Regions from separate parts of the Homo sapiens genome. Here region 1 is linked to region 2. Evidence: chromatin loops called from intact Hi-C (ENCODE). Cell type or tissue: mammary epithelial cell. All regions are shown on one strand. Links, peaks and the distances in the headings refer to the core of each region. The heading gives the core; the rest is flanking DNA. Region 1 overlaps SMIM36 (small integral membrane protein 36). Region 2 has its middle 66 kb from the start of MMD.

Region 1 (16,821 bases), core at 3,371-11,370, 140 kb after region 2:
AAGACAAGCCTGGCCAATGTAGTGAAACCTTGTCTCTACTAAAAATACAAAAATTAGCTAAGCGTGGTGGTGCATGCCTGTAATCCCAGTTACTTGGGAGGCTGAGGCAGGAGAATCGCTTGAACCTGGGAGGTGGAGGTTGCAGTGAGCCGAGATCACTCCACTGCACTCTTGCCTGGACAGAACAAAACCCTGTCTCCAAAAACAAAACAAAACAAAACAAAAAGAGAAATGTGTAAGAAAAAAGGAAAAAAGGAAGAAAAATAATTTCTCCATCTTCAAACCGCATTATCTGTGAAGCAGCCACTTATAAAAGTTTTGTATTTGTCTGAATGTTTTCTATGCATATAAAAACATAAAGTGTGTGAATGTACTCTTTTGCTTTTAAACTACAAAAGAGATCATACCACATAGACCATCACACTCCTCTGCAATCCGGATTTTTCTTCTAACAATATGTCATGGCCATCTTCCCATGGCAGTTCATGCAGATTACCTCATTTGCAGGTGCACGGCATTCCACTGTATGAATATACCATATTGGTTCATGTGTCTCCCTCATCTTCCCAACCAGGCTGTAAATTTTGCACATCTATAGCATAATCCTATGGCTCTTATCAAAAGTCTGAGCTCATATCAAGTGAACACTGAATGGAAAAAGTTATTATTGCTCGGTTTTTTTTTGTTTTTTTTTACAGAATCTCGCTCTGTCGCCCCGGCTGGAGTGCAGTGGCACAATCTCGGCTCACTGCAACCTCTGCCTCCTGGGTTCATGCCATTCTCCTGCCTCAGCCTCCTGAGTGGCTGTGACTATAGGCGCCTGCCACTGCGCCTGGCAATATTTTTTTTTTTTGTATTTTTTGTAGAGACAGGGTTTCACCATGTTAGCCAGGATGGGCTTGATCTCCTGACCTCGTAATCTGCCTGCCTTGACCTCCCAAAGTGCTCGGATTATAGACAGGAGCCACCGCGCCTGGCCATCGATGCGTATTTTTGCGGGAGTCATAACACCTTTGAAGTTTACCAGTTAGTTGCATCATCAAAAGCATCTAAAGTAGGGTGGAAAAATCACTAGAAGGGCACTTGGGGTCCTGGGTTCTGGCACTGATTCTGCCAGGTGGTATCCTGAGCAGGGCGCTTTTCCTGTCTGCTTCTTTTTGCTGTTACATTAGTGGTTTGGACTGACAGCCATGGGGGCTTTTTCTAGCTTTGACATCTCATGAATTTATAAGCCAGAGCAAAACCCACTTTTGTGAGCCATACGGTAAGAATGGGCCTGACAGCTCATGTTCTAAAGAATAATTTTAACTCTTGGTTTGTACACTTGACATTTTTTGAGATAGAAAAATAAAGAAAGGAGAGCATATGATATGGTCTCAGAGTGAGAGTGAGAAGTGAGCCAAATCTGCCGTATGGTCTCCCAGAAACAGTGCAGGGGAAAATCAGTCCATGCTATTTGTTCTTTCCTACTTCAAGCACTTTCCAAACAGATTTGCAACTGAGATTCGAAATGCTGTGTTATGAGGACCCAGGAATACTCGAAGTAGGGTCATATGTAAATTTACTTATTTTATTTATAAAGTGAGAAAAAGGTGTCAACTTGTACATACACTATGATCATAAGTATGTAAAATATATACTTAGAACAGCAGAAAATACAACAAAATGATATAGTATAATGTGGGTAATGGGATTATGGGTGATTTCCATTTTTTTTTTTTCTCTACACTTTGCTGTATTTTCTCAAAGTTTCCCAAGTGAATAGGCATTACTTTTAGAATCAGAAAAATACAATCAGGCTGGGTGCTGTGGCTCCCACCTGTAATCTCAGCACTTTGGGAGCCTGAGACAGGAGGATCTCTTGAGCCCAGGAGTTTAAGACCAGCCTGGGCAACATAGTAAGACCGCATCTCTACAAAACATTAGCCTGATGTGGTGGTGCTGTAGTTTCAGCTACTCGGGAGACCGAAGTGGGAGGATTACTTGAGCCTGGGAGGTTGAGGCTGCAGTGAGCCATGATTGCACCATTGCACTTTCGCTTAGGTGACAGAGCAAGACTCTGTCTCCTCACCAAAAAAAAAAAAAAAAAAAAAAGGGCGGTCAGAAAAAAAATCTTCAAATATTAATTAAAAAAAGAAAATAATCACACAAATGCTACTAGAGGTCACTTTGAGGAGTTAATATCATCATTATCTTCTCTTTCTTTTCCTTCGCTCCATTTTTTAAGTTTGCCTTAACAAATGTGTATTAATTTTAGAAAGAGAAACAACCCCACTAGGGCAGCTGCTGCTCCAAATTCATTCTCTCCCTCTTTCTTTTTACTGGAACCCTGATTTTGTTGGAAATGGCAATGTAACTAACAAAAATCTATACCTTTCAGTCTTCCTTGTAGATAGAAGTAAACATTTAATTAAGTTCTAGCTAATGAAATATAAGCATACATTGCTGGTTGGGCCTCTCAGCTAACTAAATGGGCTTGTGCCTGTTTGCCTATTCCCTCTTTCTCCCCTCCTGGCCTCAAACTCAGACGTAAAGTTTGGAACTGCAGTGGCCAGCCTTTAATGAGAAGACAACCTCAAAGATGAAGTAAAGCTGATAGAACAGAAATAAAGGTGCCTGCAATATTAGTGGCATGTTGGAGCCACTGCATCTGGCTCAGCCACTTTTCTTCAACATCAGAGTGAAAGAAAGAGAGCAAACTAGGCGGGGCGGGGTGGCTCACACCTGTATTCCCAGCACTTCCGGAGGCCGAGGTGGGGGAATCACGAGGTCAGTAGATCGAGACCATCCTGGTTAACACAGTGAAACCTCATCTCTACTAAAAACACAAAAAATTAGCTGGGCGTGGTGGCAGGCACCTGTAGTCCCAGCTACTCGGGAGGCTGAGGCAGGAGAATGGCGTGAACCAGGGAGGCAGAGCTTGCAGTGAGCTGAGATGCTGTCACTGCACTCCAGCCTGGGCAACAGAGTGAGAAACCATCTCAAAAAAAAAAAGAAAAAATTAAAATAAAGAGAGCAAACTCCTCTTGATATTGATATTTCTTTTTTCTTTTCTTTTCTTTCTTTCTTTTTTTTTTTTTTTTTTTGAGACAGAGTCTTATTCTGTCACCAGGCTGGATTGCAATGGCGCGACCTTGGCTCACTGCAACCTCTGCCTACCAGGTTCAAGCAATTCCCCTGCCTCAGCCTCCTGAGTAGCTGGGACTACAGGCTTGCGCCACCAAGCCTGGCTAATTTTTTATAATATTTTAGTAGAGATGGGGTTTCACCATGTTGGCCAGGATGGTCACGATCTCTTGACCTCATACGTTCTTTCTCGTGATCTGCCCTCCTCAGCCTCCCGAAGTGCTGGGATTACAGGCATGAGCCACTGCGCCCGGCTTCCCCTTGATATTTCAATCACTGTAGCTGTTAGTCATAGCTGAGCACAATTTCTAACAAATACACCCACTTAAAAAAAAAAAAAGAAAAACACACACACATCAATTGCTAACTATTGCGAACATCTTATAAAAAGGTTTTAGGGGCAATGCAATTGAAATTCACTTAAAATTAAGGAAATAAAAGGCAATGTTCTACTAAAAATTAAGGATGGTCCCTGAAGATCCAACACATCTAATATGTTTCACATTGTTAAAGTTCCATGCACGGTGGCAAATTCATTATTTTTTACATTTGGGGACAATAAGTTTGTTAATACACGCCAGCAACTAGGAAGTCAATGCATCACCATATGCCTGAACTGAGAACATTTGTCACGGTTTACGTTCTTTCTAAAGAGTGCAGAACAGACCTTGACTTGTAGAATCACCAACGCGGGGACAGTTACTTGAAATGTCAGATGGAAAACATGTTAGCAAATGGGGTGTGTGCATGCATTCTGTGAAAGGAAAGGCCTCAGCCCCCTGTTAAGCTTCCTGCTGCAGCTCCCTGATCAACAACAATGCTGTAGCCACGGGCAGTTTTTCAGGACAAATCCTCCTGTCACTAGTTTCCTCATTCAGGGAGGTCAGGTTGGAAATGAGAGGAAAGATCAGAAACAAAGAAAGAGGCAGGGTCAAACATGCCATAGCCAAAAGGTCCTTGGCATGTTGTTAATTAACTCCACTCCTACTTTTGTGTAGCTGAGTAAGTGAAGCTAGTGCCTCCTAGGAAGTTAGTGGCTGGGCTAAGAATTAGAACCCCATAACCCCAGGCTGCTGCTCCAAGGTGTAGTCTGTAGAATCAGGAATATGGATGAGAACCAAGCACAGGGTCAACTGAAGCAGAGGTGTTGGTAATATCAAGTCAAGGGTCGCACCTATTTTCCTGATAGTTCAGTAAAGGCACCTCCGCTGAGGAAAAGAAGTTTGGGCTGGATGTGGTGGCTCAAGCCTGTAATCCTAGCACTTTGGGAAGCCAAGGCAGGAAGATTGCTTGAGTCCAGGAGTTTGACGCCAGCCTGGGCAACGTGGTGAAACCCCATCTCTACAAAAAATACAAAAATTAGCCGGGTGTGATGGAGCACACCTGTAGCCCCAGCTACTTAGGAGGCTGAGGTGGGAGGATCCCTTGAGCCTGGGAAGTCAAGGCTCCAGTGACCCGAGATCGCGCCACTGCACTCCAGCATGGGCAGCAGAGCTCTCTCTCTCTCAAAAAAAAAAAAAAAAAAAAAAAAAAGCAGCAGCAGCTTGGGTAATTTGGAGCCAAAGTGGGCAGAGAGACAGAAGGACTAATCTGTTGAATCACTTTCTCAACCCTCACCTTCCCTGTGCTTGTGGAATTAAGTGTGAATCCTGGCTTTCTCTCCGTGGCCTCATTCATCACAAGACTACCTGCTGCACTTTCCCAGCCCTCTATGCCTGGGGACATCAAAACAGCCCAACTTATTCTCTCCTGTGTCTAGGAACAGTTTGTTTCCATAGGATAGTATTCTTATGCTACAATGGATGTAAAAATCCTCTCTCCTTTTTCCCATGAGAAACAAAGTCATCTCCAAAGGATGGAGAATTCCTGATATGTTCATTTGTTTATTGGGTGCTGCGGGGAGGTGAAATAGATGTACGAGACACGCACTCCTTTTTTGAGGTGCTTAAGATCCAGCCAGGAAAAAGAACACAGGGGAAAGGACTAGGATTTACAAACTAACAGAAGAACTTTCCTTTGTGTATTAAAAAACTCACCAAGGAACTCTGCAAAGCATCCTTAGCAATACAAAAACCAAATTTGAAATGTACTGTTTTTTAATTTTTTAAAAAAACTTCCTGGATCAAGTTCTTGGCAAAGTTCCCATCCCTACCAATCTAGACCAAAACCTGGGGTTAGATGGGGGAAGATTGGAGGTGGATTATGCCCATTACACATAGACAAACTCCAAGGTGATATGGTGGAGTGGTGCAGAGCCGGTCTTCAAAGTGAGGGGTACAAGAAGATTCAAATAATGTACATATAATTTATAAGAATATGCGTATGTGTATATGTAATATGTAAGTATATACAAATGTATACTTTTGTATATTTTGTTTGAACACACACACACATACACACTCACACGAGTGCTAAAATTATAAGTATATAAGTATATACAAATATAAGTATAGATAAGTGTATACACATGTATACTTTTGTATATTTTGTTTGAACACACACACACAGGCACACACGCACACACACAAGTACTAAAATTATCTTCACTGACAGGAATGCACGATAAAAGGCATTTGAAAGCCACTGGTTTAGAGAACGAGCTTCAGAGTTCCAGTTGCCTAAAATATATAAAGTTGGGAAGATGACATTACCTCTCAGGGTTACAGTGAAAATTCAGGCAATGTATGCAAAGCGCTTGGTATAGTCTTTTTCTGCCACTTGCTAAGCTTTCCAAAGACAGAACTCATGTCTGTTGTGTGCATTGATTGTATCCTTCAGGCCAGGCATAGCATCTGCACAAAGTAGGTGCTTTACAAATATTTGTCAAATAGATAAGTGGTCTGTAGGTATATCCAATTCTTTGCATGTTTACCGGACCTCCACCTGTATCTGTGCTATACAAGCAACAAAATTGGAGTACACAGAACTGAGAATAACATTATGATGGAAATGACCTTCAACTCACCCTCTGTATATTAATAGGTAAATCATTCACAAACTTGGGTAATTTATTATTAGAAACAAACTATTTACAACACACCTGATGGCTGATGGTGATTCACCAGCATGCTACAAACCCATGGATTGGAACCACTGCTATAACCATAACTTATTACACTTTGTGATCTAATCTGTTTGGATTCGTTCATGAGACACACTTATAAAAATCTCTGTATAAACAGTGCTTATTTATAAAACCAATAATAGACTGGGCGTGGTGGCTCATGCCTGTAATCCCAGCACTTTGGGTGGCCTAGGTAAGGATCGGTTGAGGACAGGAGTTTGAGACAAGCCTGGGCAACATAGTGAGAACCCTGTCTCTATAAATTTTTTTTTTTTTTTTTACAAAGGAAATTATGAGGGGGTAGTGGCAAGCACCCAAGTAGTCCCAGCTACTTGGGAGGGTCACTTGACCCCAGAAGTTCAAGGCTGCTGTGAATTATGATTGTACCACTGCTTTCCAGCCTGGGCTGTAAGAGCAAGACCCTGTCTCAAATTTTTGTTTTTGAAAAAGACCAATAATGGGTAAAAAAGAGAAAATGAATATAAAGTCTAAGAGCAGAAGAGATGTAGATTAAATACAGAGAAATATTCTTGATCGTGAGAGTTGTCAAATCCAGTCTTGCTGCCATTTAAGAAATCAATTATTCCCCTTTGGCCCCTGGATCTTCTGGTTTTCCTTCTGATCATGTGTATAATGACTGCTGCGTATACATTTTTGTCTCCAAAATTCTATAATCATTTTTCTCCCTCCCCGAGTGGCAAACAACTTTTCACAGATACATTTCCTTATAAGAATGTCTTTATCAATTCTGACAAACAATCCAGATTCCAAATTCCACTGCCACGTTTCCGCTGAGCCACTCTTGGGCAAACCCTCCCTTGGAGCGGCACACTTTTCTCTCCCTGGGTCTTCCTGATTCCTCCAAGCCAAGTCCTTTTCTTCCTAGTGTCTCCTGAGCTTTGTATTGTACGCCTGTCAACTTCAAATTGCAGTTGAGGCCACCAGGCTGGCAATGCGTCAAGCAGAGAACCAGCAGATCCCAGCATATGGCTGGTGTTTAATTAAATAATGGCTGAGTACAGAGAAGCCTTGAGAAAAAAAAAATATGCGCAGACAACTTCCTACTATCTTGGGAGGATGTGAAATAGCTAAAATCTTTCTCAATCCTGGTGTTACAAAACCCTTATCTGGAACACTGGCAGCCCAAGAAAGTCAAAGTCGAAATAACTGTACAACAGAGGTAGATAATAAGTGATCTCATACTTTCTGTATCTCAATCACTAGTGTCTTCAGGGAAGATGACGTAATGAGAAAGAGACTGTTCTTGCTCCTCTTGGGCAATACTTGTCTGTGTCTGCCCTCTAGTTCTCAGGAATTGTTCTAATCAAAGAGATTATGTTATTTTGCATTCCCCAAAAGTGATGGCAGGGAGAGACAGATCTCAAAAGTGTGACTTTTCTGCACCCACCTTGCTGAATCATCCTGTTGCTCTGCATGGATTCTGGGCAGCTATAAAGTTATAGTGTAAACTCAGGACTAAAAGTCAGGATCCCTGGATTCTGCTGATCCCACCCTTTCAACCTAAAGGTGTTTGCATGACAGTCTCAAACTCCCTTGTTTCTAAAATAAAAATAACGGTTCCTCCTCTTACAAATCTTCAGGAAGATTAAATGAGGTGTCTGGCATTCACTAAGTGGCTTTTGAAGTGTATATGGGGTATCGGAAGAGACTTGGATACTTTAGGGATAATTCCGAACTGTCTTTGCTTCACTCTAATAGTTTTGTGCTTGAACCCCATAATATCTTTCCTTTGTGATTTGTCCCTAGTCCTTCTCTATGGAACAGAGAGATTTTACCTCTATTCCTCTCAATTATACCTTACATTCCATCTGGCAAAACCACAAGCACATTTTTCTACTAAGGATTTTTTCTTCTGTATTCTACCTTCTTATTTATTTATTTATTATTTATTTTTTGAAACAGAGTCTCGCTCTTGTTGCCCAGGCTGGAGTGCAATGGCGTGACCTTGGCTCACCGCAACTTCTGCCTCCCGGGTTCAAGCGATTCTCCTGCCTTAGTATCCTGAGTAGCTGAAATTACAGGCAAGCGCCACCACGCCCGGCTAATTATTTGTATTTTTAGTAGAGATGGGGTTTCTCCATGTTGGTCAGGCTGGTCTCGAACTCCTACCTCAGGTGATCTGCCCGCCTCGGCCTCCCAAAATGCTGGGATTACAGGCGTGAACCACTATGCCCAGCCTACCCTCTTAAAAAAACACAACCTGGTGGTGTGCTCCTGTAATTCCAGCTACTTGGGAGGCTGAGGCAGGAGGATTGCTTGAACCCAGGAGTTCAAGACCAGCCTGGCCAACATAGTGAAACCCTGTCTCTAAAACAAACGAACAAACAAGCAAAACAAAACCCCCACAACAAATGGTTACTCAGCTTGTGCAGCATCGATTTCCTAGGCAGCCTCTATTAAGTTTGGCCTTCAAGTTTCTCCCCCAGACTCTAACTCAGCATAATGTCACATCCAATAGAATCATGTAACTGACCCTAAAGAGCTTTGACATGTTAAACAACTCATTGCACATCCTAAACATTCCTTTTAGATACTGAATTAGTTTGTTAGGGCTGTCCTAACAAAGTACTGCAAACCATGTGGCTTAAATAATGGAAATTGATTGCCTCACACTTTTGGAAAGTCTGAGGTCAAGGCATCAGCCAGGCCATGTTCCTTTTGAAGGTACCACGGAAGGATGTATTCCAAGCCTCTCTTCTACCTTTTGATAGTTCCTTGGCTTGTGATTGCATAACTCCATTCTTCATATGCATGTATATCTGTGTCCAAAATTCCCTTTTTATAACGACACAGTCCTATTGGATTAGGGGCCCACCATACTCCAGTGTGACCTCATCTTAACTAATTATACCGGTAATGACACTATTTCAAAATAAGATTACATCCTGAGGTACAGGGTAAGGACTTCAACATATGAATTCTGGGGGGACAAAATTCAACCCATAACAGACACTACGTTTTCTTTCCAAATTTCTACAGCACGTGACAGCTGTCTAACCTTTCATGCCCCTTCCCCTCAACACCCCCATAAATGTGTCTAAACTATCCTGAGCTGTCTCTAGCCAGCAGGTCATGAAGTCCTCTACTTATTTTCATCTTATTTGCTGGTAGTGGCCTCATTTTTTTTGAAATATCACAATATGCCAGATACTTTATGTGTGTGATTCTAAACCTTGACCATCTTAAGATTATATCCATTTTTTTTTTTTAGAGATGAGGTCTTGCTATGTGGCCTAGCCTCATCTCAGACTCCTGGGCTCAAGGTATATATCATTTTTTTAGTTGAGGAAAAAGGCTCAGGAAGTTAATTGATGCACAAAATGTTAAACAGGTCGGGCGTGGTGGCTCACACCTGTAATCCCAGCACTCTGGGAGGCCGAGGCGGGTGGATCACTTGAGGTCAGGAGTTCAAGATCAGCCTATCCAACATGACAAAACCCCGTCTCTACTAAAAACACAAAAAATTAGCCTGCATGGTGGCATGCACTTGTAATCCCAGTTAATGGGGAGACTGAGGCAGGATAACCACTTGAACCTGGGAGGCAGAGGTTGCAGTGAGCCGAGATCTGGCTGCTGCACTCTAGCCTGGGTGACAGAGTGAGACTCTGTCACCAAAAAAAAAAAAAAAAAAAAGCAAAAACAAACAAACAAAAAACACAAAATAGTAAACAGCAGATAGTGACAGAGGGGAAATTGAGTGAGGCTTTTCCAGTATAAAGTTCAGGCTTAGTCCAACTCTGTCCTGGTGTCTTTTGGAATATTAGGAGATGTTCCAGCCAAATTACAATAATTTATTTTTCCTCTGATAGGGCATCTTATTCAGAGGAGAAAATCTGAAAGTCCTTTGGATTAAACAGATGCTTACGGAGCAACTTCCTAGGCATGCAATTCTAGCAGAGGAGAGAGATGGGGTTGGTGGAACAACCATAGGTTTATTCCTGCTCTTTAATAGCTGTGAAAAAACAGATGGTAGGAGGTGACCCATCTAGAATTGAGTTCAAATCCTGCTTCTTACATGGATAAACTGCATGGCCTTGTGCACACTCGAGCTGTTCTATGAGCCTCTACTTCTTAATCTTTGAACTAGTTTTAGATGTGACTATCTCACAGGGGAGCATGAGGATTAAATGATATCATGAATAAAAAGTATCTGGCACGTAGCGAATTCCTGATAAATCTCCATTTATCTCCCTCCCTTTCCTTGCCTTGGAAGTGTTTGGTTTGGGTCCTTCCCAAAGCTATCATCCAAATTAAGCCAAAACACTACATTTGCTTTAATACAAATGTGCATGATAGAAGAGTAATGAATTAAAACATACTGGAAAAAGGGAGTCCTAATTCCATAAGGAAACAAAAATAAGGCAGTATTTGAATGTCACATAAACCTCTTGGTTCTAGCTGGCAAGCCATTCCACCAGGTCTTAATAGCAAAATATTAAAACATTAGGTGGAACCTTGCAGTTGTGCAACTTATAATTCCATTAAAAAATAAAGCTATATTTAAAAATAAGACACAATTAATGAAGGTTTAAAATAAAAGCAAGTAAACATCATGCTGTAGAAAGGTAAGTGGCAGGGGCAAATAGGAAAAAGGTGATAATAGGACCTCAGTTCCTGGGTTGTTGTTTTTTTTTCTTTTTTTGTTCTCCTCTTTTTTTTCTGTTAGCTCTGAGGCCAAATATTCTTGGGAAGAAATCGCAATTTCTTCTGGGCTTATTTCCTTGCTGGTAATTAAAAAAAATTTTTTTTTTAGAGACAGGGCCGTGCTCTGTTACCCAGGCTGGAGGGTAGAGAGTAATGTGATCATGGCTCACTGCAGCCTCAAATTCCTTGGCTCAAGCGATCTTTCTGCCTTACCCTGCTGAGTAGCTGGGACTACAGGTGCCAGCCACCATACTCAGCTAATTCTTTCACTTCTTATAGAGACGGGCTCTTGCTATGTTGCCCAGGCTGGTCTCAAACTCTTGGTCTCAAGTGATCCTCTTGCCTCAGCTTCCCATAGTGCTGAGATTACAGGCATGAGTCACTGCTCCTGGTCTGTAAAATTCTTAGTTCTAGTTCTTACAAGATTCTAAGGCTTCATTTTATATTGAAAAGATTGTTTTAAAGACTGAGAAGTTGGTTCCTTCTTGAAGAACAAATTGAATGAATCACAAATCAAATGAACCAGAGGCTTGGAATAACTCAATGCCGTCTATTCCAACACTCTCTTTAGAGTATTTTTAGTTTTTTCCGAGAGAGAAATATAAAATGTTCAATGCATCTAATATTGAAGTTAAGAAAATAAAATATTCTTCTCTCTTGGATTCCTATTAAAAATAAAATTTTCAAAATTTTTAAAAGAACATTCATTTAAAAGTATTTCACTTATGTTTTATATTTTATAATATATAATATATTATTATATATTTTATAATATATTATAATATATTATATTTTATAATATATATTATAATATATTATATTATAATATATTATAATATATTATATTTTATAATATATATTATAATATATTATATTATAATATATTATAATATATTATATTTTATAATATATATTATAATATATTATATTTTATAATATATATTATAATATATTATATATTATAATATGTAACATATTATTATATTTTGTAATATATAATATATTATTATATATTATAATATATAATATATTATTATATATTATAATATATAATATACTATTATATTTTATAATATATAATATATATCATATTTTATAATATATAATATATCTTATATTTTATAATATATAATATATCTTATATATTATAATATATAATATATCTTATATATTATAATATATAATATATATTATATATTATAATATATAATATAGTATTATATTTTATATTTTATAATATATTATATTATATATTATATTTTATAATATATATTATGTTATATATTATATTTTATAATATATAATATATTATATATTATATTTTATAATATATAATATATTATATATTATAGAATATAATATATTATATATTATTATATATTATAAAATATAATATATTATTATATATTATAAAATATAATATATTATTATATATTATATTTTATAATTATTATATATAATATAATATAATATATTATTATGTATTATATAATATTGTATATAATTATATACAATATTATATATATCATTATATACATAATAATTATATATTCACTGGTTATATATAAAATCAGTGTATATATATTAATCACTGAATATACATAATGAGAAATTTAATATATATTGAATATATAATATATATATTTTATGGGTGTTTATATATAGTCCCATGAAATACATACATTCGGGGAGGAGCCAAGATGGCCGAATAGGAACAGCTCCGGTCTACAGCTCCCAGCGTGACCGACGCAGAAGACCGGTGATTTCTGCATTTCCATCTGAGGTACCGGGTTCATCTCACTAGGGAGTGCCAGACGGTGGGCGCAGGCCAGTGGGTGCGCGCACAGTGCGCGAGCCGAAGCAAGGCATTGCCTCACCTGGGAAGCGCAAGGGGTCAGGGAGTTCCCTTTCCGAGTCAAAGAAAGGGGTGACGGACGCACCTGGAAAATCGGGTCACTCCCACCCGAATATTGCGCTTTTCAGACCGGCTTAAAAAACGGCGCACCACGAGACTATATCCCACACCTGGCTCTGAGGGTCCTACGCCCACGGAATCTCGCTGATTGCTAGCACAGCAGTCTGTGATCAAACTGCAAGGCGGCAGCGAGGCTGGGGGAGGGGCGCCCGCCATTGCCCAGGCTTGCTTAGGTAAACAAAGCAGCCAGGAAGCTCGAACTGGGTGGAGCCCAACACAGCTCAAGGAGGCCTGCCTGCCTCTGTAGGCTCCACCTCTGGGGGCAGGGCACAGACAAACAAAAAGACAGCAGTAACCTCTGCAGACTTAAATGTCCCTGTCTGACAGCTTTGAAGGGAGCAGTGGTTCTCCCAGCATGCAGCTGGAGATCTGAGAACCGGCAGACTGCCTCTTCAAGTGGGTCCCTGACCCCTGACCCCAGAGCAGCCTAACTGGGAGGCACCCCCCAGCAGGGGCACACTGACACCTCACACGGCAGGGTATTCCAACAGACCTGCAGCTGAGGGTCCTGTCTGTTAGAAGGAAAACTAACAAACAGAAAGGACATCCACACCAAAAACCCATCTGTACATCACCATCATCAAAGACCAAAAGTAGATAAAACCACAAAGATGGGGAAAAAACAGAACAGAAAAACTGGAAGCTCTAAAAATCAGAGCGCCTCTCCTCCTCCAAAGGAACGCAGCTCCTCACCAGCAACAGAACAAAGCTGGATGGAGAATGACTTTGACGAGCTGAGAGAAGAAGGCTTCAGACGATCAAATTACTCTGAGCTACGGGAGGACATTCAAACCAAAGGCAAAGAAGTTGAAAACTTTGAAAAAAATTTAGAAGAACGTATAACTAGAATAACCAATACAGAGAAGTGCTTAAAGGAGCTGATGGAGCTGAAAACCAAGGCTCGAGAACTACGTGAAGAATGCAGAAGCCTCAGGAGCCGATGCGATCAACTGGAAGAAAGGGTGTCAGCAATGGAAGACGAAATGAATGAAGTGAAGCGAGAAGGGAAGTTTAGAGAAAAAAGAATAAAAAGAAATGAGCAAAGCCTCCAAGAAATATGGGACTATGTGAAAAGACCAAATCTACGTCTGATTGGTGTACCTGAAAGTGATGGGGAGAATGGAACCAAGTTGGAAAACACTCTGCAGGATATTATCCAGGAGAACTTCCCCAATCTAGCAAGGCAGGCCAACGTTCAGATTCAGGAAATACAGAGAATGCCACAAAGATACTCCTCGAGAAGAGCAACTCCAAGACACATAATTGTCAGATTCACCAAAGTTGAAATGAAGGAAAAAATGTTAAGGGCAGCCAGAGAGAAAGGTCGGGTTACCCTCAAAGGGAAGCCCATCAGACTAACAGCGGATCTCTCGGCAGAAACCCTACAAGCCAGAAGAGAGTGGGGGCCAATATTCAACATTCTTAAAGAAAAGAATTTTCAACCCAGAATTTCATATCCAGCCAAGCTAAGCTTCATAAGTGAAGGAGAAATAAAATACTTTTCAGACAAGCAAATGCTGAGAGATTTTGTCACCACCAGACCTGCCCTAAAAGAGCTCCTGAAGGAAGCGCTAAACATGGAAAGGAACAACCAGTACCAGCCGCTGCAAAATCATGCCAAAATGTAAAGACCATCGAGACTAGGAAGAAACTGCATCAACTAACGAGCAAAATCACCAGCTAACATCATAATGACAGGATCAAATTCACACATAACAATATTAACTTTAAATGTAAATGGGCTAAATGCTCCAATTAAAAGACACAGACTGGCAAGTTGGATAAAGAGTCAAGACCCATCAGTGTGCTGTATTCAGGAAACCCATCTCACGTGCAGAGACACACATAGGCTCAAAATAAAAGGATGGAGGAACATCTACCAAGCAAATGGAAAACAAAAAAAGGCAGGGGTTGCAATCCTAGTCTCTGATAAAACAGACTTTAAACCAACAAAGATCAAAAGAGACAAAGAAGGCCATTACATAATGGTAAAGGGATCAATTCAACAAGAAGAGCTAACTATCCTAAATATATATGCACCCAATACAGGAGCACCCAGATTCATAAAGCAAGTCCTGAGTGACCTACAAAGAGACTTAGACTCCCACACAATAATTATGGGAGACTTTAACACCCCACTGTCAACATTAGACAGATCAACGAGACAGAAAGTCAACAAGGATACCCAGGAATTGAACTCAGCTCTGCACCAAGTGGACCTAATAGACATCTACAGAACTCTCCACCCTAAATCAACAGAATATACATTTTTTTCAGCACCACACCACACCTATTCCAAAATTGACCACATACTTCGAAGTAAAGCTCTCCTCAGCAAATGTAAAAGAACAGAAATTATAACAAACTATCTCTCAGACCACAGTGCAATCAAACTAGAACTCAGGATTAAGAATCTCACTCAAAGCCGCTCAACTACATGGAAACTGAACAACCTGCTCCTGAATGACTACTGGGTACATAACGAAATGAAGGCAGAAATAAAGATGTTCTTTGAAACCAACGAGAACAAAGACACAACATACCAGAATCTCTGGGATGCATTCAAAGCAGTGTGTAGAGGGAAATTTATAGCACTAAATGCCCACAAGAGAAAGCAGGAACGATCCAAAATTGACACCCTAACATCACAATTAGAAGAACTAGAAAAGCAAGAGCAAACACATTCAAAAGCTAGCAGAAGGCAAGAAATAACTAAAATCAGAGCAGAACTGAAGGAAATAGAGACACAAAAAACCCTTCAAAAAATCAGTGAATCCAGGAGCTGGTTTTTTGAAAGGATCAACAAAATTGATAGACCGCTAGCAAGACTAATAAAGAAAAAAAGAGAGAAGAATCAAATAGACACAATAAAAAATGACAAAGGGGATATCACCACCGATCCCACAGAAATACAAACTACCATCAGAGAATACTACAAACACCTCTACGCAAATAAACTAGAAAATCTAGAAGAAATGGATAAATTCCTCGACACATACACTCTCCCAAGACTAAACCAGGAAGAAGTTGAATCTCTTAATAGACCAATAACAGGAGCTGAAATTGTGGCAATAATCAATAGCTTACCAACCAAAAAGAGTCCAGGACCAGATGGATTCACAGCCGAATTCTACCAGAGGTACAAGGAGGAACTGGTACCATTCCTTCTGAAACTATTCCAGTCAATAGAAAAAGAGGGAATCCTCCCTAACTCATTTTATGAGGCCAGCATCATTCTGATACCAAAGCTGGGCAGAGACACAACAAAAAAAGAGAATTTTAGACCAATATCCTTGATGAACATCGATGCAAAAATCCTCAATAAAATACTGGCAAACCGAATCCAGCAGCACATCAAAAAGCTTATCCACCATGATCAAGTGGGCTTCATCCCTGGGATGCAAGGCTGGTTCAATATACGCAAATCAATAAATGTAATCCAGCATATAAACAGAACCAAAGACAAAAACCACATGATTATCTCAATAGATGCAGAAAAGGCCTTTGACAAAATACAACAACCTTCATGCTAAAAACTCTCAATCAATTAGGTATTGATGGGACGTATCTCAAAATAATAAGAGCTATCTATGACAAACCCACAGCCAATATCATACTGAATGGGCAAAAACTGGAAGCATTCCCTTTGAAAACTGGCACAAGACAGGGATGCCCTCTCTCACCGCTCCTATTCAACATAGTGTTGGAAGTTCTGGCCAGGGCAATTAGGCAGGAGAAGGAAATAAAGGGTATTCAATTAGGAAAAGAGCAAGTCAAATTGTTCCTGTTTGCAGATGACATGATTGTATATCTAGAAAACCCCATTGTCTCAGCCCCAAATCTCCTTAAGCTGATAAGCAACTTCAGCAAAGTCTCAGGATACAAAATAAATGTACAAAAATCACAAGCATTCTTACACACCAACAACAGAAAAACAGAGAGCCAAATCATGAGTGAACTCCCATTCACAATTGCTTCAAAGAGAATAAAA
Region 2 (16,821 bases), core at 5,243-13,242:
AAAATCTTTCTTCAGTCTTGTTCAGCTAGAAAGTTACCTCTCCCATGTTGCTCTTATTCTTAGACTCACTCTTTCCTCTGTGCTGTAGATGAGAACAGCTAACATTTATATATCTATTGTGTATCCACCATGTGCTATAGTCTCTTAAGTCTCAGAACTAGGAATAGCTGGGTTTCTTCTTCAGAACTCCTCTGCATTTATCTTGGCACTATGAATCATCTAACGAACCATATTTCCCTTCTTTATTGCCTTGGATGCTAAGAAGCTCAAAGCCAAATTTGTGACCTAATCTTATGATGTTATCTAAGAGCCTAGTGTTATCTCTGACTTTTTCTTATTTTTCCTGCCTTTGCTTTTTCTACACGCTAATTCTATTATTTGCTTTAATGAAAGCCATTGGGCTGTTTCTGTTTGTTTGTTTGTGGTAGGTAAGCACAAATCCTGTTTGAAATGGGTCATAATACAAATAAAAAGTAAAAGGTATCGCATATGTGTCTCTGCATATTCATACTAATCTTGCACTGTTGAGGCAAGTGGGGCTCAGAAAGGTTACATAACTTATTTAAGATCATGCAATTTTTAAGTCGAAGAGCTAGGAGTCAAATCTGTTTTCATCTGACTTCAAAGCTCAGGCTCTTGTTAGTATAATTGCTTACACTTAGTAAGCACTTACTGTGTGCCAGGTTTTGTGTTGAGTATCCTATGTATGTTATCTCATTTAACCTCACAGCAATCCTATGAAGCAGCTACTGTTATTACAACCATTTCATAGATGAAGAAAGTGAGATTTAGAGAGGCCAAATAATTTGTCCAAGGTCACCCACCTAATGCTAACATTGAGATTCAAACCTACAGGGCCTGACCTTTAAGTCTCTACACTCTTATAGTGGGGGTAAATGTACAAAAAACCAGATTCTTAATTAAGGGTTGTTTGACTTCTTTTGAATGCCCAGCTGCATAGTTATATCACAAAGCCTTATCATCTGAAAAATCCTATTGGAGAAATGGGTGTCTGGCTAGAAATAGGTATTTCTGGGTTTCACAGTTCTTCATGGAGCAGATGGATTAGAAACACAAAGTCTGTGTGCAACACTGGATTTTAAATGCCAGCCTGAGTACTAAGAGAGAGGAAGATTACCTAGCGCCCGAAGAGTGGAAATAAAAGCCATAGGGAAGGGCGGCACTGCTCACGGGCGCCATCTGGTAGTAAAGATGGGAAATTGCTCTGAGAAAAAAATGGACGTGCGAAATGAAATTCCCCTCCTGGGCCTCTTGCATGTTGAGTCCTTGAGGTATAACTTTTTCCTTCATACAAATCCTGCAAGAGAGATATTATTATCCTTATTTTATCAATGAGGAACTTAAAACTCAAAGATATCAAGTAACTTGCCAAGGGATTTGACTACAGTCTACTTAGCCTCCCCAAATCTTTATTTCCATTATACTGTGCAAACTCTCAAAAGTCGTATTTCTGGGTAGCTCCTGCCTTCTTTTACCCCTCAGGATTGGAATCACAGATGCTCCACGCTTCATTGGAACCGTCCTGAGACAGACAGGAAACATGTCAGCAGTGGGTCTCAATAGGGTTAGTGCCCTCTGTTCCAGCATAGTTGGCCTAGTTCACTGGGCAGGACTCCTGTCTTAGGCACTGGATCTGAAGCTCCAGCTCTGAATTTCAGTCACCTTGGCTGGGCTTTATTATCCTACAGCATGCTCACCCAATTCCCTCTCCTGGGGGGTGGGGAGCGCTAGATCCTCCCTACTCCATCCACTAGTTACTGACTGGGTGCTGTCATGATTACAAAAATAGCCAGCCCTGAACCACCCCATATCCCTGTGAGTGTGGTTTGGAACTCCAATGTGGTTGATTTTCCACATCTCACCAACAGCTATCTGTTAGCTGCCCAGGGTGCCCATATTGGAACCCACCAGTGTAGCTGGTTTTCTCCCAGACTATGTTCTTCCTGGCCGTTCCTTCACCAGGGACAAGATTGCTAAGGTTGCAAATTGAATTCTCACACAATTACTATTGCCCTTTGAGAAATGTGTGGGGAAATGAAAGAGAGCCTAGAAAATTGAGGATAGAAAGATGTCTGCCCCACTTTTCAAAAACAATGATGGATCCCTGATACTTCAGTTAGTATAATATTTTGTAGAAGCAAATGATGTGTGAAGAGTAAAGAAATAGTAAACAGTAAGAGTTGGGAAAATTCACTATGAATAAATCATTAGAAACCAACTTTCCTTTTTAGAAAAAGTTGTCTTACTGGTAAGATTTTGTCATGTTAGAGATACAATTTGAAAATAGACACATATTTCAAAACAAGTTAATGGAACAAATGTGCCCCTGGAGGGGATATCCAGTAGAGGAGGAATTCGAGATCAGCCTGGCCAACATGGTAAAACCCTGTCTCTACTAAAAATACAAAAATTAGCTGGGAACGGTAGTGTGAGCCCGTAGTCTTAGCTACTTCGGAGGCTGAGGCACAAGAATCACTTGAGCCTGGGAGGCAGAGACTGCAGTGAGCCAAGATCACACCACTGCAATCCCACCTGAGTGAAAGAGCAAGATTCTGACTTAAAATAAATAAATAAATAAATAAATAAATAAATAAACCCAAAAAGCTGATCTATGCACTGATTTGACCAGTAATGTTATCTATGACTTAAAAGAAACTTAAAAAAAAATCTTATTGATGTCAGGATTCAAAATAATTTATCCTGGAACTATAACAAAAATTAAGAAAATGAAATTTAGTTAGCAAAAATGAAATGTCTTAAACCTACTTAAAACAATCAACCACAAGAAGGAGTAACCAGTGGTTGATAACAAAAAACTCAGGGATTCTGGTGACTACAAGTGAAGTATGAGTGAGCAAGGTGATGTGGTTACTTAGAAAATACTGCAACTGAGGGTTCTGACATTCACAGTGGCAGAGTAAGAACCTCTGCAAAATCTGTTTCTCCATAAAAGCAATGAGACATTGGCCAAAAATTGTTATAATCAACTTCTCAGAACTCTGGAAATTAACCAAAGATTTGCAACAATACAAGGAGTAATTATTCAGGGAAAATGATTGAATCTCAATAAGAACAAAGAGCCCTGTGGCATTTTAACTTGTCCTACTCCCATCCCCCTCTCCTCAGCATCACAAGAGCCTTGAAAACCAGCAGCCTCACAACCATGGTAGTGGTGAAAATCAGCATCCTAGCAGCCACTAGAGAAAGCAGAACATGTTTGGAGCACCCTAAAAGCCTCATCTTTAGAGAATTGTCACTATTTGACCTGTCTGGTAACTCCCTGGAAACCTCTACTCTCAGAGCTTGTCTTTATGTAACCAGACTCAGAGCTGGCTCAATGTAAATGGCCTGGAACGTTTGTTGAAATCAACAATCACCGGTAATTGTTAAACATTACATCTGCCTGAAGCAGAGAAAACATTTGGGAAAAACAAGAGGCTGACAGAAGTCTTTAAAGGAAAACCTGACACATAAACTGCCCACAAAGGACTTTTAAAAGTTCCAGGGTATTTCTGGGAATCTAGAAGGCCATACACATGTTCAGGTTTATGCCCAGGAAAGATCTGAGAAGGCCCTAATCTCTTGCCTTTGGTGGACCTTGAGGCTTTGCAGAAATAGGAAGTGAAGGCTAAGACAGCATTATAGACTGCCTGCCAGAGCACTGAATACACATTGCAACACATAGAGAGAGCCCTTTGGCAAAAGCTAAGAAACTTATTAATGCCAGGCACTTAGGGAAATTTGTGTCCAATCATTACTAGCCACTAAACTAACTAAGTGGAGACTTCACAGAGTTAATTTATAAAAGTCACGATATAAGCAAACAATACAACAACAAAAACAAACAGCAACAATAACAAGCTCTGGAGAAGAAAGGAATCTGATTTCCAGGGTTGCCACATTATATCATTTAAAATATCCAGTCTTCAATAAAAAATTATGAGACATGGAAGGAAAGGACAGCATGGCCCATATACAGAGAAAAAGGTACTTAATGGAAACTTTCTCTGAGGAAACCCAGATGTTAGATTTACTAGACAAAGGATTTAAATCAACTACTATCAATATGCTTACAGACCTAAAGAAAACCAGGTGTAAAGAATAAAATAAAGGCCAGTCATGGTGGCTAGTGCCTGTAATCCCAGCACTTTGGGAGGCCAAGGCAGGAGGATCACTTGAGCTCAGCAGTTTGAGACCAGCCTGGGCAACATAGCAAGACCGTGTCTCTAAAAAAACAAAAACAAAAATTAGCCAGGCGTGATGGTGCACACCTGTGGTCCCAGCTACTGGTTGAGGCTGAGATGGAAGGGTCATTTGAGCCTAGGAGGTCAACACTGCAATGAGTTATGATCTCACCACTGCACACCAGCCTGGGTAACAGAGTGAGATCCTGTCTCAAATAAATAAATAAATATAAATAAAATCAAAGTATTATTTTAAATGAGAACATGCTTCACCAAATGTAGAATATTAATAAAGCTATAGAATTTATAAGAAGGTAATAAAATAGAGGCTCTAGAGTTGAAAAGTACAATAGCTGAAATGAGAAATTCAATGGCAGACTTGAGTGAGCGGAAAGAACGAATCAATGAATTTGAAGATGGGCTGCTTGCAATTATCCAGTCTGAGAACAGAAAGTAAAAGAATTGAGAAAAACAAAGCTTCAGAGACCTGTGAGACACCATCAAGCTCACCAACATACACATAATGATAGTTCCAGAAGAAACAAGAGAAAAAGGGGGAAGAAAGAATATCTGAGGAAATAATGGCCAAAAACTTCCCAGATTTGATGAAAAACATTTATCTGCACATCTAGGAAGCTCAATAAACTCTAAGTAGGATAAATGTAAGAGAGCTACACCTAGACACATTAAAATCAAACTGTCAAATGCCAAAGACGGAGAATCTTGAAAGCAGCAAAAGAGAAGCAACTCATTATGTACAAGTGATCTTCAATAATATTAACAACTGATTTCTCATCAGGAACCATGGAGGCCTTATTCAGAGTACAGAAAGAAAAAGAGGCCTCAAGAGGATTGTTTGAGGCCAGGAGCTCAAGACTAGCCTGGAAAACATAGTGAGGCCCTATGTCTATTCTTCTTTTTTTAATTAGCCAGGGGTGGTGATGCATGCCCATAGTCCTAAGCTACTTGGGAAACTGGGGCAGGAGAATCACTTCAGCCCAGGAAGTGATTCAAGTTTACAAGGAGCTATGATCATGATGCTGCACTCCAGCCTTGGCAATGACGTGAAATCCTGTCTCTTAAAAAAAAAAAAAAAAAATGAATTCTGTATTCACCAAAAACACTATCCTTCAAAAATAAACGAGAAAACCACACATTGACAGGTTTTTCAAAAAAAAAAAAAAAAAAAGAATGTATTACCAGCAGACCTGCCCTGTAAGAAATACTACCAAGAGTCCTTCAGGCTGACAGGAAAGAAGACTTGCTCAAATACTCATGAAGAAAAAATAAGGAACATGAGTAAAAGTAACTACATAGATAAATATAAAATGTAGTATGAATGTACTTTTGTTTGTAATTCTTTTCTTTTTCTATGTGATTTATAAGACATCTCTATAAAACAATGACTATAAAACTGTGTTGATGGATTTATAATGTATAATTATAACAGTAATAGCACAAAGGAGGGGGGAGAAAATGGAGATCTGTAGACACAGTTTTTTGTATACTATTGAAATTAAATTGGGATTAATCCAAATTAGATTGTTAAAAATTAAAGTGTTGAATGTAATCTCCAGAGCAGCCACTAAGAAAATAACTAAAAATATATATAGTATAAGACATGACATGGGAAATATAAATGGTACACTAGAAAATATCTGTGTAACACAAAACAAGGCAACAATTGAAGAACAGAAAAATAAAAAAGATAGGCTGTATAGAAAACAAATAGCAAAATGGCCTAAGTAAATTCTACCTTATCAGTAATTATATTAAATATAAGTAGATTAAACACTCCAATCAAAAGGCAGAGATTGGCAGAATGAATTTAAAAAAACTAAAAATCACAGGATCCAACTACATGCTGTCTGCAAGAGGCAAACTGCAGATTCAAAGACATAAACAAATTGAAAGTAAAAAGATAGAAAAAGATATATCATGCACACCCAAAGTGCTCAGGTTACAGATGTGAGCCACCATACCCGGTTGGAAAGAAAAACTTTAGCTGGTCTGATAGGGGTCAAAAATATTTTTGAAAGGGCTTCTATAAAAAGAAGTGCAATTTTATCTAGCTCTCAAAGATGGAGATAGGTAGTACCCGTGGGTACAAGTGACAGGGAGACACATTTTGGCTTAATATGTGATTGCCTATAAATGAAAGAGGTGCCTGCTCTTGGGATTGTGCAAAAGGTTCTCTATCAGAGATACCCTAGATAGAAACTGGATGAGGAGGGTAGATTACAGGATACAAAGTCAACACTTTTCTGCAAGTCACTGAGCAGAAATGGTATTTAACTACACAGCTATCTTTCCTCTCCTGCAGTTCTTTTTTTTCTGAATGAGGGAAGAATGACCTTGATAATGGTTATTTTTATTTCTTTTTTTCTTCATTATTTTTAGCTAGTAATTTTACCATTTAGGGTCCAATTATAGACCTTAGAAACCACTGCAGACGGTTTTAAAAACTAAGAAATTATTCCCAGGTATTAAATGAATTACTAATGGTTGGGAAGGTCCAAGGATCAGGTTCCTAGTTAAGTTTCTAAGAACAGCTCCCAGCCCCTAAGATCACTCTGCTTAGGAGAGCTGCTGATGTTACTGCCAGAAACCAAATCAGGAAGCTGCTAACTATAGAGCCACATCACTGCCATAACTTCTTGAAAGAAGACTTAGTGCAGGAGATTCTTAGCTGGACCTTGGTGAATTGGTAAGATTTGTGTGACATTAGACAGTCAAACTGTCTGAACCTTAGTTTGCTTATCTGGAATATTGGGATAATTTTACCTGCCATAACTACTTTATGAAGTTTCTATGCAGATTCAATGAGATAAAGTATGAAAGTGCTTTGAAATCAGTTAATCTCTCTCTGTATTTTTTTCTATTATTCAGTACCTGATAGACAGTAATCACCCAATAAATATTTGCTGAATTTAATGGAATAAAGTGTAATCCTCAAACTAAGATATTGACCTGAGAATGTACAATAATGCTGTGTACAAAAGGCTTCCTAACTGCATTCAAGTTGGTAGATGTCTATTGACTAGAAATGTGAAATAGGATAGGATTGTTAGAGGGGCCTCAAATATGGATGGTCTGGAAAACAGGCAAAGAAGCTTAGAATCCATAAATACCAAGCATAAGAGCTTTGGAGTCAGACAGATGTCAGTTTAAGCCCTGGCTCTGCCACTTCCTAGTTAGCTATTTAATCCCAGGCAAGTAATGTGTGTGTGTGTGTGTGTGTGTGTGTGCACACGCGTGCAGGTGTGTATAAACATACATATATGTATTTCAAACTGATATATATAATCAGTTGCTAGATGCTCTTCATTCTTTCTTTTTCTCATTTTCACAAAAGCTAAAAAATCCTAACAACACAGTGGCTTCCCAGGTCCATGAGAAGACTGGGTTATTTCCAGGAGGGGAGAGGCAAATATGAATTATAACTAAAGACAAGAAACACGATTAATGCCACAAATTGGGCTCAGACCCTGATCCTAGACTAGCATGAAGCAATGGACAGAATGAGAAGAAAAACAGGAGAAATACTGCAAAGAAGGATGCAAAGTGAAAAGGATGCAGCTGTGACTGAGCCGAGCGTGCCCTGAGGCAGCTGGGGTGAAGGCGTTGGATCATCCTTCTGCCTCATTTTCTCCATCCTCACAACCATCCTTTATCCTGGGTCTTCATCCATTCACCTTACTGTTTGAACCATTAGAGTGGGTTTCAAACTGTATTACACAGAGATGCACCCAAGATTCTTCCAACATTCTATTCCGTTTTCAAAAACTACCATTTTCTGGACTGTTAGAAGGTGAGAAAGCAGCTTAGTAGATGGAGACCCAGGCTTGCTACTCTTGTTTCAGCCAGAACAACAGCTTCATTTTTATTTCTGTTAACTATTGTGATTTCTCTTAAAATTTAATTATATTAGGAATTTCTGCTTTAATAGTGTTTGACTTCACATCAATCTGTTTCAACATTGCCATGGGCATCCCTGGCCTTTGACGCTCTTCTTTCCTGCACTCCACTCTAAATAAATCGAGCTAAATTCATTCTGGCTGGCCGCAGTGGCTCATACCTGTAATCCTAGCACTTTGGGAGGCCGAGGCAGGTGGATCACTTGAGGTCAGGAGTTCGAGACCAGCTTAGTCAACGTGGCAAAACCCCGTCTCTACTAAAAATGTAAAAATTAGCCAGGTGTGGTGGTGTGTTCCTGTAATGCCAGCTATTCAGGTGGCTGAGGCAGAAGAATTTATCGAACCTGGGAGACAGGTTGCTGTGAGCTGAGATCGCAGGACTGCACTCCAGCCTGGGTGACAGAGTGAGACCTTGTCTCAAAAAAAAATAAAATAAAATAAAAATCAATCAATCAATCATGCTAAATTCATTCTTCATTAAGTTGTCCTCTCCCTGCTCCAGATTGTCTGTTGACTTTTTATCATCCTCTGGACATGGGCTAAATCCTCAGCCAAGCCTCTGGGGAACTCTTCAATAAAAACAAAAGGAATGGCATAATGATGCCTTAAGCTATTGAGAATCCTTAGCACATGGCAGACACTCAATAAGTAAATGCCAACTTACTACAGTTGATTGCTCCTTAAGGGAGCCTTTGAATCCCCTCAACTCATGGAACAGTGCCTTGTACACAGGAAAGTACCTTGCAAATCAAGAGACACTCCCCCTTTCACAGCATAGTTCCTTTTGCTTAGCTAAGCTTCCAAGTTGGGGAAATGGCTTGGTGATGTTTAGGAAGGATCCTGAATTTCCATCTTCTGTAGGAAATGGTATGGCAATGTTTATAACATGCCTTCAACCTCTTTCTTTTGTTTTCTGGGAAAATACCTACCTCTGGCTGGCTTACAAATGTAAACGTGAGCCTACAAATGTAACTGCTAGAGCGACCTAACTGAATCCCTCTAGTCCTTCATCATTATACATGGTTCTTGGTGCCCCCTTGTGGCAATCTGTCATCATGCAGGGTTACCAAGATGAACATGACAGCCATCCTTTAGGGGATGCCTAACTCTGAGACAAATACCATGCTAGGCATTTTCAATGGATTAGCTCATTTACTCTCACCACAATCCCCTGAGGTAGCTACTATTAGTTTAATAACATGTGCTAAGTAACACAGCTAACAAGTGGCAGACTAGAGACTTGAATTCAGGCTGGTTACACTGGAGCTTGTGCTTTTCACTTCTATATTAGGTGCAAAGAGATATTATGGTGAATATATAAAGAGGAATTAAGAGGTGGGACTTCTGGGAGAATGGAATAACAAGTTTGGTGGACTCTTTCCCCAGCAAAACAACAATCGAATTAGAGAAAATTATTTAAAATATCCATCATTTAAAGTGTCTGGAAAGTGTTGTAAGGGCCATACAGCAAATAAGAAACATTAATTCAAGAAAATCTTTAAAATTTCAATCATAATAGCAAGAGTCTGTGGCATTTGAGCTGCGATTTGCCCATTAATCTTCTTCCTTATTATGGAAACTCTACCCAGTATATGAGCAGCCAAGACAGGGCTCCATCTCTCTCTACATCCTAGTTTGAGGCTATGGTTTCACCCTAAAAAAGACAGGATGCTAGTATTTCTCACTCCACTAAGCCCCAGTCTGCAGAAGTTCTGTTCCACATGAGTATGCCAAGAAGTGTCATCCAACCCCCAGTTATAAGGTGGAAGCTCTGCTGTAGGCACAGCAAGTCAAGAATACTGGAGGACTGATTTCCTACACCTCAGTTCACTTGCAAGTGAGAGGTTACATGCTGGGAGAGGTAAGATGAGAAGATAAGGGGTCTCCACACTCCCCAACCCCAGTACCTAGTCATGGAGCAGGGATGTCACTCTGGGGAAAGAGGATCTCTGTTCCAGCTTCAGTGCAGTGGCACAGGTGCTCTACCTAGTGGGAAAGGCAGGCCACAAAGAGCAAAACACCATAGCTCTGCCTGAGGAGACTGACTTTATTTGGAACAAAGGGTGAACTCCATACGTAAGAGCATTCTTAAAAATAATGGTAATCTTGTTGGGAGAGCAATGAAGAGGCAGCTGGTATGTGCGTATACAAACAAAATAGCAGAGTATTCAGAAGTTTAATAGGGAGACCACGGAAAGAGACAGCCAAGAAGAGCCCTTCTATGCATACAGTCAAGTCCAATCAGAAAGGCTGTGCTAGGCTGCACTCACTTGGGAAAAATCAGAGCAGGATGTGGGGCAGATTTCATAGCATTTCTCAAGTCACCCACAGGCCCATCAACATAGGGTGGAAATTTTATTGGTAAAAAGGGCATAAGCACAACTTCTGATTAACAACTGACTGAACAATATGTTATTCTGGCGCAGGAGTGACTCCAAGACAGCCAAGCTTAAAAATAAAATCATAGTCATCCCTGAAAGTCTGGAAGACTATGTGCATACCCAAGGCTGCATCCTCCAAGAAGCAATCAGAGAGAGAACCACCAGGCTGCTAGTTCCTAGGTGAACACGGGAGAAAAGTAGTAAGCTCCCTGAACTGTGATAAGAGCCTCCACATCACACATATCATTTCCGACAGTAAAGGGTAAAAAAACCTAACAGACTAAGGACACTGAGGCATAACCTTTGACTAGTAAATGGCTTATGCTGACCTAGAGAAAACCCCTATCTAGCCAGGCTAAAAGATAAAAATAAGGGGGCCAGGTTTGGTGGCTCATGCCTGTAATCCCAGCACTTTGGGAGGCGAAGTGGCAGGGCGGGGGCGGCAGATCCCCTGAAGTCAGGAGTTCGAGACCAGCCTGGCCAACATGGTGAAACACCATCTCTACAAAAGCACAAAAATTAGCTGGGCATGATGGCGAGTGGCTGTAATCCCAGCTACTCGGGAGGCTGAGCTGGAAGAATCACTTGAACATGGGAAGCAGAAGTTGCAATGAGCCAAGATCGTGCCATTGCACTCCAGCCTGGGCGAGAAAGAGTGAGACTCTGTCAGGAAAAAAAAAAAAAAAAAGATAAGAATAAGGGAAAAAAATCTAAGCAGGGACATTAGAAGCTGCACACTGCAATAGACTTTGAAGAACTACTTAAGCTTAGCTATTAAACAAATGACGAAGGAAACAACAAGCCCCAGAGAATCAGCATTCAGAATTGCTATGATATGTGATCTAAAATGTCCAGTTTTCAGTAAAAAGTTGTGAGACATTAAAAGAAACAGGGAAATATGACCCATAAAAGCAGGCAACAGAAACAGCCTTAGAGAAGGCCCAGATGTTGAACTTAGCAGACAAAGACTTCAAAGTAGTTATTATAAATAAGTTCTAAGAAAACATGCATAAAAATAAAGGTATGAGAAGACTTCAAAAAGTTCATGGAAAGTGGAAGCAACAAACAGTAAAAATAAGAAATATAAATTTTATTTCCCAACATAAATTCCATCAAGGTCAAAACAATTTTGTAAGTGATGATACCAGCAGTTTAGTCCATCCCTAAAGAACTGAGGGTCCTGGGAATTTAACCATGTCAGTGCAGTCTTTTTTATATTATTAACTGAATAAAAATGGGTGTCCTTTAAAGATTGTTTAAAATTAGGTGGGGAAAAGAAGTCAGAAGTAGCCAAATCAGAACTGGAGGGCGTATGCTTAAAGATTTCCCATTTAAACTTACAAAATTTCACTTGTTTGTTGAGAGGAATAAGCAGGAGCTTTGTGGCAGAGGAGGACTCTATGATGAAGCTTTCCTAGGCATTTTTCTGCCAAAGCTTTGGCTAACTTTCTCAAAACACTCTCATAATAGGTAGATGTTATTGTTCTTTGATCTTACAGAAAGCCAAGAAGCAAAATGCTTTGAGCATCCCAAAACACTTTTGCCATTATCTTTGCTCTTAACTAGCCCACATTTTCTTTTTCTTTTCTCTTCTCTTTTTTTTCTTTTTTTTTTTTTTTTTTGAGCTGGAGTCTTGCTCTGATGCTCAGGCTGGAGTGCAGTGGTGCAATCTTGGCTCACTGCAACCTCCGCCTCCCGGATTCAAGCAGTTCTCCTGCCTCAACCTCCCAAGTAGCTGGGGTTACAGGTGCTCAACACCATACCTGGCTAATTTTTACATTTTTAGTAGAAACAGGATTTTGCCACATTGGCCAGGCTGGCCTCGAACTCCTGACCTCAGGTGATCTGCCCACCTCGGGCTCCCAAAGTGCTGGGATTGCAGGATTGAGGCTCTGCGCCCAACCCCCATGTTTTCTTTGACTGCCACTTCCACCTCTTGGTAGCCATTGCTTTAATTCTGCTTTGACTTCAAGATCATACTGGTAAAGCCATGTTTTATCTCCTTTTACAGTTCTTCGAAGAAATGCTTTAGGATCTTGATCCCACTTATTTAAAATTTCCATTGAAAGCTCTGCTCTTGTCTGCAGCTAACCTGGGTGAAATGGTTCTGGCACCCATAAAGTAGAAAATTTGCTTAATTTAAAATTTGCAGTCAGAAGTTTTTAAGATAAACTAATTGAGGTATTTATGGTGTTGGTGTTGGCTATTGTTCCTGCTGTTAATTATCAGTCCTCTTTAATTAGGGCATGAACAATATTAATTTTTTTCTTTACAAATTGATGTTCATGGGCTGCTGCTGCAGGCTTCATCTTCAACATAGTCTTATCCCTTCTTAAAAAGAATTATCCATTTGTAAACTGCTGATTTCTGTATTTATTTATTTGTAAACCACTGATTTCTTTGGGGCATTGTCTCCATAAACTTTTTGTAAAGCATCAGTGATTTCACCATTCTTCCACCCAAGATTCACCATAAATTTGATGTTTGTTCTAGCTTCAGTTTAGCAGAATTTGTATTTCTCTGATGGGACTCTTTTCCAACTGATGTCTTATCCTTCCTATTGTCTCAAACTAGATCGTGTTCAGACATGTTATAACAAGTTAGTGTGAGTTTATTTTGGTGCAAAAAAGTTTGAAATTCATGCATAGTTTTTTATAGTATGCATTTTCTATGAATTTTTTGAAGAGCTCTCATGTGGTAAAAATATCTCATCAAATACAGAAGATCAGTAAAGAGAAATTACACACACACACACACACACACACATACACACAGCTGAAAGGAAATTCTGGAGTTAAAAAGTACAGTAGTGAAAATGAATAATTCACTAGAGGGTTCAATAGCAGACTTGAACTGTCAGAAGAAAGAATTGGCAAACTTGAAGATAGAGTGATAGAGATTATGCAATCTGATAAAGAGAGAGGAAAAAGAATTAAGAAAAACAAACAGAGCCTCAGAGACATGTGGAATGCCATGAAATACACCAACATACATGTAATGAGAGCACCAAAAGGAGAGGAGAGAGAGAAAGGGACAAAAATATTACAGAAATTATGGCTAAAAATTTCCCAACATTGATGAAAAATATTGATCTATCCATTCAAGAAGCTCAACAAATGCCAAATAAGATAAACACAAAAAGACCCACACTCAAACACTTCCTAGTTAAATGCTGAGAGACAAATAATCTTGAAAACAGTAAGAAGAACACCTCATCACATACAAAAGAAATCCAGTAAGATGTAAACGAGCTTCTCATCAGAAACAGTGGAGCCCAGAAAGCAGGAAGAAGATATAGTGTGCTGAAATAAAAATCTATTAATCAAGGATGTAAAATGGTACAACTGTTTTGGAAAATTATTTGACAGTTATTCAAAAAGTTAAGCATAGTGTTACTACATGACCTGAAAATTCCACTCCTAACTATATACCCAAGAGAAATGAAAACTTATTTCTATACAAAATACATAATGTTCATAGCAGCATTATTCCTTATAGCCAAAAAGTGGAAACAAGCTAAACATCCATCAATGAGTGAATGAATAAACAAAAGTCATATATCCATACAACAGAATAGTATTTGGCAATAAAAAGCAATAAAGTACTAATATATACTACAACATGATAAACCTTAAAAATATTATGCTAAGTGGGAGACACCAGTCACAAAAGACCATATATTGTATGAATCTACTTATATGAAATGTCCAAAATAGGCAAACCTATAGAGACAGAGAGTAGATTCGTGGTTGCCTAGAAATGGGGTGTGGTAGGATGAGAAAATGACTGCTAATGGGTATGGGATTTGTTTTGCAGGAGGGAATGAAAATATTCTAAAATTAGATTGTGATGATGGTATACTGTGAATATACTAAAAAACATTGAGTTATTTACTTTTAGTGGACAAATTGCATGATATTTGAATCTTATCTCAATAAAGCTATTTTTAAAGATAAATTAGATACAATCATCACCCTTGAGAAGCTTACAAGTACAATACGCCTTCAGCAATCTTTGTGAGGTAAACAAAAAATCAAGGCATAAGCTATAGCATAAGTTCTGTGGGGGAAAGCATGAAGAATTCTAAACTCCTGATAAGCTTTCAGAACAAAGTCCTCTTTTAATTGAAAATACCTTGTACTTTGAATAAACTATCCCTACTGCGTTTGGGTAGAGGCCAATTTAGAAGAGACAATACAAAAGATTGGGGGTAAGGGGAAGGACCTGGAGTGGAATAGCTGGAGTCCTGCTGTAACAATGGACTCTCAGAAATGGCAATAGTAATAGGCAGATGCTAGGCAGACAGTAATACTTACACTAGGTAATGGAGCATGCTCTTTTAGTATGGCTGCTGTCCACAGGACTTCCAAATAGGCAGCTGGCTATACAAGTCTCAAAATCAAAGGAGAGTTCTCAGCCAGGGATATAGTTTATTAGAGTGTCAGAATACAACAATAGAAGTGAATGAAGCAAACTAGGAAGAATATAGAAAGAAAAGGGTCTAAGACCAAAGCCCAAGGAATTTAAATATTTATAGTTCAGGTACAGGAGAAGCTATAGGATCCCAGCAGGAATCTGATGGCACATTCAAACTAAGTTGTTTGAACAGAATTTTATAAAGAGACTATTTACAAAGGTGTGGGCAAGGCTTAGGGAAACAGAAAAAGACAGTGCAGTTCTGCCAGGGTTAACAACAGTTGGAGCTTTACTTTCCCCAGAGCTGAAGAAGACAGAGGAAGGAGCAGTTCCAGAACCCTGAGAGGAGAGCTGAACATAGAAGGCTCCCAGTGGGAGTGGCAGCCTTTTGATAGAGGGACATAGTCAACCCACAGCAATCCAGCTGGGCTAAAGCTGGGACATACATATGACATCCTCATTCTCCTCTTGCCCTTTGATTTCCTGCAGGAGCATCCCATTGGCTGGGCCCAACAGGAACACAAAAGGCAAATGAGCTCACAGATGCATATGGGTCAGCCCTGCCAGGGCACAGAGGCACAGAGCAGGGTGGAGAAGGCCAGAGAGTAGATTTGTGTACATGCACATATGCATACACACACACACACACACACACACACACGACTATCAACACAGGCTCTAAGAATAAGACTCCAGAGAGCCAGGGGTAAAACCTGGAGAGAAAGATAGTGCTAGTGTAAGTCCCAGAGTGCAATGGCCCAGGAACCAGGAGTTCTGATGTCCAAGAGCAGGAGAAGATGAATGTCCCAGCTCAAGGAGAGAGAATTTGGCCTTCCTGTGCCTTTTTGTTCTGTTTGGGCCATCAAGGGATTGAATGGTCCCTGACCACATTAGTGAGGGCAGATCTTCTTTACTCAGACTACTGATCCAATGCTATTCTCTTCCAGAAACACCCTCACAGATATACCCAGAAGTAATGTTTTACCAGGTATCTGGGTGGCTCTTAACCCAGTCAAGTTGATACATAAAATTAACCATCATAGAGATCAAGTTTACTAGAGAGTTACAGTAGAAATCCTAGGCATCGTGCTATATACGTTTGAAGTGAGTTATCTTTCATTTAAAGTGATGGTAATTTGCTCCATTGTGTGGTTTTTCTATAGCCATTCCCAGAGGTACTGGTACAGAAACTGTTCTGTGTGTAAGGTAAATGTGATGAAAGGAGAGAAAGGCAAAATAGTTAAAGGTGGTGGCAGGGTGCAGTGGCTCACACCTGAAATTCCAGTACTTTGGGAGGCCAAGGCAAGCAGATCACTTAAGGTCAGGAGTTTGAGACCAGCCTGGCCAACACGGTGAAATCTCGTCCCTACTAAAAATACAAAAATTAGCCAGAGGTTGTGGCACATGCCTCTAGTTCCAGCTACTTGGGAGGCTGAGGAAGGAAAATCGCTTGAACCTGGGAGGCGGAGGTTGCAGTGAGCCGAGATCACACCACTGCACTCCAGCCTGGGTGACAGAGCAAGACTCCATCTCAAAATAAATAAATAAATAAAAATAAAGGTGGTGGCAAAGGGTGATGATACAGACAAATCATGACATACAAGTCATAAAGACATAAGTGATGTCAAGAGAGGGCAGAAGGACAAAGGAAAAAAATAAGTAGATTAATTGATTGGAGGCCTCCATGAGGCTGAAGAAGTACTGGCAATGTAGGAAAATGTGCTCTAAAATATGGATCTGTAAAATCATGATTTTGGAAGGGGTGAAGATATGTTGATACAACAATATTCAGGGCGGGGTCATGAGTTTGTGGGCTGATGTGGAATTGAGATGGCCGATGAGTGGATGCAGAAGGTTTGGAACAAGCTGCATGCCTGCTTGCAAAAGTTTTGAAGATTAATG

What was found. A loop is a pair of places that touch in the nucleus more often than their neighbours do. Peaks named below come from ENCODE experiments on the same cell type or tissue, not always from the same donor. Only the 100,000 strongest peaks of a DNase experiment are listed, where the experiment ranks them.
Region 1: a loop joins it to region 2, with 4 times the contacts of the local background. A loop is called at or near these places in 3 of 110 quality-filtered maps.

Annotation. Positions count from the first base shown.
Region 1 is chr17:55,489,176-55,505,996 of GRCh38, forward strand. All of the region lies in intron 1 of SMIM36 (small integral membrane protein 36), which reads right to left. Among named protein-coding and RNA genes, the nearest start is that of SMIM36, 14 kb to the right of the region's middle. In mammary epithelial cell, for the core only: no CTCF peak of the experiment used is centred there; DNase peaks (open chromatin) are centred at 6,306 and 7,416.
Region 2 is chr17:55,347,757-55,364,577 of GRCh38, forward strand. No RefSeq gene overlaps it. Among named protein-coding and RNA genes, the nearest start is that of MMD, 66 kb to the right of the region's middle. In mammary epithelial cell, for the core only: a CTCF peak has its summit at 9,168 (motif pointing left); a DNase peak (open chromatin) is centred at 9,155.